2 separate regions of the Homo sapiens genome follow, and region 1 is linked to region 2. Evidence: chromatin loops called from intact Hi-C (ENCODE). Cell type or tissue: Caco-2. All regions are shown on one strand. Region 1 overlaps PRDX6-AS1 (PRDX6 antisense RNA 1). Region 2 overlaps LOC105371618 (a long non-coding RNA gene).

Region 1 (2,500 bases), 590 kb before region 2:
TGCGTAGTTCTAAATTACTGTATTATGTTTCAGGTAATTAAGCCAGAAGAACAAATTGGGATGGACTGTTGTATTTACATTTCAGTTTACTAGAGGTAGCCTTGAAATAGTTACAAAAATATGAATATCAGTGGGGAAAAAAATAAGGGGGATTTTCATTTTTTTTTTTCCAGAAACGATAAATTGGCAAGGAAGACAGATACGGGAAAATCAGTCATGAGAATTTGTCTTTCAGTGACTCTTTCTTGGCTGGGAAGAAAAGCTTTTCTTCTATTTAGTTGAGAACAGTGACAAGGATTATTTTACTTGAGGATGGCAGATTATTTTACCAGCAGCTGGCAGATGAGAATAATTCCCTAGACAACAAGGAGGGGCAGTATGGTAGGGAGGGAACCCGGTTCGGAGGGTCTGGGGTTCACAGCTCCACAGTGCTGCTTACCAGCTCTTAGCCTTCATTACATTGCTTACCTTCCTGGAGGTTCAGTTTCCTTATCCATAAAATGGGGGTCAGGTTGCCAAATTTATCAAATAAGAATCTAGGATGTCCAGTTAAAGCTGAATTTCAGATAAATAATTATTTTTTAGTGTAAATATGTCCCATAAAATATTTATGTCCCATGCAATAACTATGTCCCTAATGGTGCGTGGGACATATGCTAAAACATTATTTGTTGTTTATCTGAAATTCAAATTTAACTGTGCGGCCTATATTTTTTCTGGCAACCCTAAATGCGGGCAGGGGCAGTGGTGGTGACATGTAGGGATGGTGTGAGGATAAAATAATACCACAGTTAGGTTTTATCGCAGTGTGTAGTCTGTGTGTAGTCAACACATAACTATAAGTAGTGACTGTAACATAACTGTAACTGGTGCATAGTAAAAAACAAATGGATATTATTAGTATAATAGTTGTTATTAATAAAGGTCTTTAAATGACAATTGGCCATACAGGAGCCTTTGGGGAAAAGTTTCTGACTCTAAATTAAGGGAAGGTAAATTATGATCAAGATCTGGGAATAAGATTTAGACTTACACAGTAATAATTTGAGGAAGAGAAAGACTTAGTAAATTAGTTATGTAATTACATAATTAACAACTTGGGAGGTTTTCTTTACACGTTTATTCCCTAGGGCATCATCTTTAAATTATATTTAGTTTTTGCTAAGTTGACCAGTTTGTGGTTTTAAGTGTTTACTTTCTTTTCTTTTGAAATGTAGGGAAAGCATATTTGACATCATCTTAAAGAAATTATGTAGCCATATAAAACCGGAGGGTAGGGTCTACTGGCCAGGAAAAAAAAAGGCCTTTACTGCCACCTGGTGGCCATATTCTTTAACTGCAATGTGCCTAAGTGAGGCTGGAAAGGAAAGCGTTGGAAAACATGCTAAACCCAGAGGGCACCAAGGCCGCGTCATGACAGTAAGAGCCGTCAAGTACTGTGTCCTTTCCCTCAGTTCTCAATCTCTCACAGCTTGAGGCTTGAGAATTAGCAGCTGGCTACGAGAGGTGGAGGAGAGAAAATGGTGAAGTCCATGCCTTCCTCCTTGGTACCGAGTTTCCAAACCTGAAGTGAAGGAGTCTGAGAGGGGAGAAGCTTCAGGTTGAGTAGACTGTTTTTTACTTTTTTTTTTGTTTGTTTGTTTTAAAGAGCCTCTTTATTTAATGGCTCAGAGTGGCTAGAAAATCCGTGGTATTGGTTAGCTTTCATCTCAAGTGCAGGGACAAGGCAAATCCAGAGAGAGGAGTTGAAAGGACAAAGAAAAAAGAAAAAAAATTGCTTTTTACGTGCATTTTGCTGCATGCAGCTCACTCAATAAACATGCGTTAAATGCATAAATATATCATGAGGTAAAAATCGGGGGAAAGGTGATGCATTGATGCTGATAGAGGACAGGCAAACTGCATTCCATTTGGACCGCAGCCTCTCATCCCCCCCCCCGCCACACAAACTAAGGTCAAAATCAGGGAGGGAGTCCAGGGTAAAGTTATCAGTAGAGTCAGCTCTAGGAGCTATAGTTAATCTATTTTAAAAAATCTTAAAAAACCCATAAGTCCATTATAGCAGGGACATAAAGCAGTCCTAGCCTCCTGACCCTGACCCAGCCATGGCAATCAGGGCTGCTTCCTTTTATTCTCCCTTGTGTCCTCATGGGTCTTTCCAAGCCCTGCAGGGAAGGGTGGAAGCTGGTTCCATCAGTGCCTCTCCCCCAGCTTCCACCCTCCTCTCTCTTCTGTGACCTCTCAGTTTTCCTTCTCTGTACCCCAAATCATGCCTGTCTTAGTCCATTGCTGTAACAGAATTCTACAGACTGGATCATTTATAAAGACAAGAAATTTATTGCTTATAGTTCTGGAGGCTGGGAAGTCCAAGCACATGGTGCTGGCATTTGGTGAAGGCCTTCTTGCTGCATCCTCACGTGGCAGAGGGCATCACATGGCAAGTGGGCAAGAGCAGGCTTGTCCGCTTGGGTTACTCTAACTCTTCTTTTTTTTTTTTTTT
Region 2 (2,500 bases):
TAAGAACTTTGTACTCTAATCTGTAAATGATGAAGAACCATTAAAAATGTTTACACAAGGAGGTTAAATGATTGGGTTTTGCTTTTAGAAAAAGTATGCTCCTTACGTTGTAGAGACCAGATTTAAGGGAAGCAAGTCAGGAGAAAGGAAACTACAGATTGCGATGTTCCAAGGAGAGGACAAGGACCTAAGTAAGGAAATCGTTATTGGGGATGAGCCTGAAAACAGATTTAAAAAATAGTTATGAGCTAAAACCATTAGACCTTGCTGATTGCCTAGATGTAGAAGGCCCAGGACAATGAGAAGTCTTACATAATTATTTAATCTCTGGTTTGGGCAACAAGATGGTTATGCCAGTAATTAAGCTAGAAATAAAGGAACCATTGGTGAACAGAGAACAACAATGAAGACAGTTCCAGGTATGTTGAGTTTGAGATTCTTCTGGGACATATCAAGCTAAAGATTACATATGAGTTCTAGGGTAAAGATTAAGTTTGACATTAGTTGTCATTCCAGTTATAAATGAAACAATGACAAGGATGAAATTCCTCAAGCAAAGTATGTAAAGAAATGGAGACTTTGGGGTAATGTTAGAAACCTGGGTTATTGTAGTTACTGGACACACAGAAGAGGAAGAGCCCCAAAAGACAAGAAAGAAATCACTCAAAGAAGCAAGAGGAATGCCAGGACAGATTGGAGTCAAGAAACTAAACCAGAGGGTTTTAAGATAGGGCGTAAGATACGGACTGAGAAAGCATCCTTGGGTTTCGCAATACAAAGTTCATTGGTGACCTTTAGAAGTGAGTCTAGGCTCCGAACCGTGATGTGTTGAAGTGTAAATGAATTACAGTCATGAATACAGTTTACTTAGCTGAAAACGAAAGGAGAAGAATTAGGGCACAGCTAGAGGCGATGCAAGGCCAAGAAATAGCTGACTGAGGCTAAAGGAATACAGATTGCAGAGGCACACAGTAAATGAGGGTCTTTATTTCATTACAAATATACAGTTTAATACTCAAAAATATCTTTCAAACACGAGGTCAGAAGGGAAATAAAGTTGCATGAATTGCCTTTGGTAGAGTTCTAACTACTTTGTGTACAGGAACATTATGTTTCTATTTTCACTGGGACCCAGAAGCACGCAGAGCTGCCTCCTCTCTTTCGTCACATGTCTCCTGAGATCCTTGAATAACTCAATTTTGGGATGTAATCATTTTGCTTTCAGGGAAGCTGAATACCATTTTTGTGAGGAATCATTCCACCACCATGTGGCTACTCTTGAGAATAGCATTTTTCTCAACTTCCTCCTAGAGCTAGCTACTGGGTTGAGTTCCCAGAGAAGGAGAATTCCACAGCTCAAAGAACTTTAGAAACCCTCTCTTTATTTTGCAGATAAGGAGAGCAAAGATAACTTGCCTAATTTTTCAAAATTTCCGTATATTTTAACTGGTTATGAATATTTTATACATTATGAGTGATTATATATATATAAAGCAGACAACAAAAAACACATACAAAATCTTTCCATGTTCATTCAAACCCAAGGACAACATCCCTGTCAGACTGTCTTAAGTAAAAAATATTGATGAAATGCAGCAATACACAGAGATCAGTGTTTCTAAACTAATCTTTAACAACAACATCCTGCCTTGAGGCTAACATGATGTTTTGTTTAAATTTAAGCCATTTCCAAAAAAAGTTTTAATTTCCGCAAGTTCAGATTGGTAAAATAGAAAGCATACCTACAGAGGATCAGTCCTTAGGTGATAATTAGAATGTGTTTATTATCTTAAGATATAAAACCCAGTTGTATAATATCTTTTGTCATTTTGCTTTTCTCTATCTTTTTTTGTGATAATAAAAATAACAGATGTCATTAAAGAAAATGTGAAGGTTTCAAGGGAAAAAGACATAAAAGTCACTAAAAGAGTTCATAACCCAATAGTATTTTAAAAAATTTTTTGGCACTTTTAATCCCTTATAACTGCTTTAAGTTAAAGAAATCAAGCTCACTATTTTATTTATCCCATTGAATTAGCTAAGAGTTAAAAAATGATTTCTTATATTTACAGAAGTTATTTCACTCTTCATATTAATCACACTTAATCAAAAAGTGTCACAAACTCTTAAGACTTTAAATAAATGTAAAACTGTTAAAACAGAGCAAAGTTGACAAGGTTTGGGCCACCTTTATGCAAGGTGGCATCTTCAGCCAGACTGTCCATATGTTCATTAATGCTGTCTTTAATTATTTCTAAAAATCTTTAAGGCATTGGCTGCTCCCTGCATCTTTAATCTGCTGGTCCAAAGATGCTTCTGGTGAATGGAAGTGCTCTAAATTAGCAAAACTAGAATAACCTAAGCTTTGAAATGTTTCAAATCAAGGCAATGGACTTCTTCTGAATAGTACAGTTGATCCTTGAACCATACAGGTTTGAACTGTGTGGGTCCACTTACAGAGAGATATTCTTCCACCTCTGCCACCCCTGAGCAAGATCAA

What was found. Hi-C counts contacts between places; a loop is a spot of excess contacts. Peaks named below come from ENCODE experiments on the same cell type or tissue, not always from the same donor. Only the 100,000 strongest peaks of a DNase experiment are listed, where the experiment ranks them.
Region 1: a loop joins it to region 2, with 16 times the contacts of the local background. A loop is called at or near these places in 20 of 110 quality-filtered maps.

The regions. Positions count from the first base shown.
Region 1 is chr1:173,419,345-173,421,844 of GRCh38, reverse strand. The region is part of intron 1 of PRDX6-AS1 (PRDX6 antisense RNA 1); the gene reads left to right. The region is part of intron 2 of LOC100506023 (a long non-coding RNA gene); the gene reads left to right. It also overlaps a transcript of TNFSF4 not described here. Among named protein-coding and RNA genes, the nearest start is that of PRDX6-AS1, 41 kb to the left of the region's middle. RefSeq lists an enhancer at 1,466-1,565. In Caco-2, a CTCF peak has its summit at 1,325 (motif pointing left); a DNase peak (open chromatin) is centred at 1,354.
Region 2 is chr1:172,824,959-172,827,458 of GRCh38, reverse strand. LOC105371618 (a long non-coding RNA gene) reads left to right here. Exons shown (of 3, transcript XR_007066734.1): 3 at 2,270-2,334. Among named protein-coding and RNA genes, the nearest start is that of FASLG, 170 kb to the right of the region's middle. In Caco-2, a CTCF peak has its summit at 1,274; no DNase peak of the experiment used is centred here.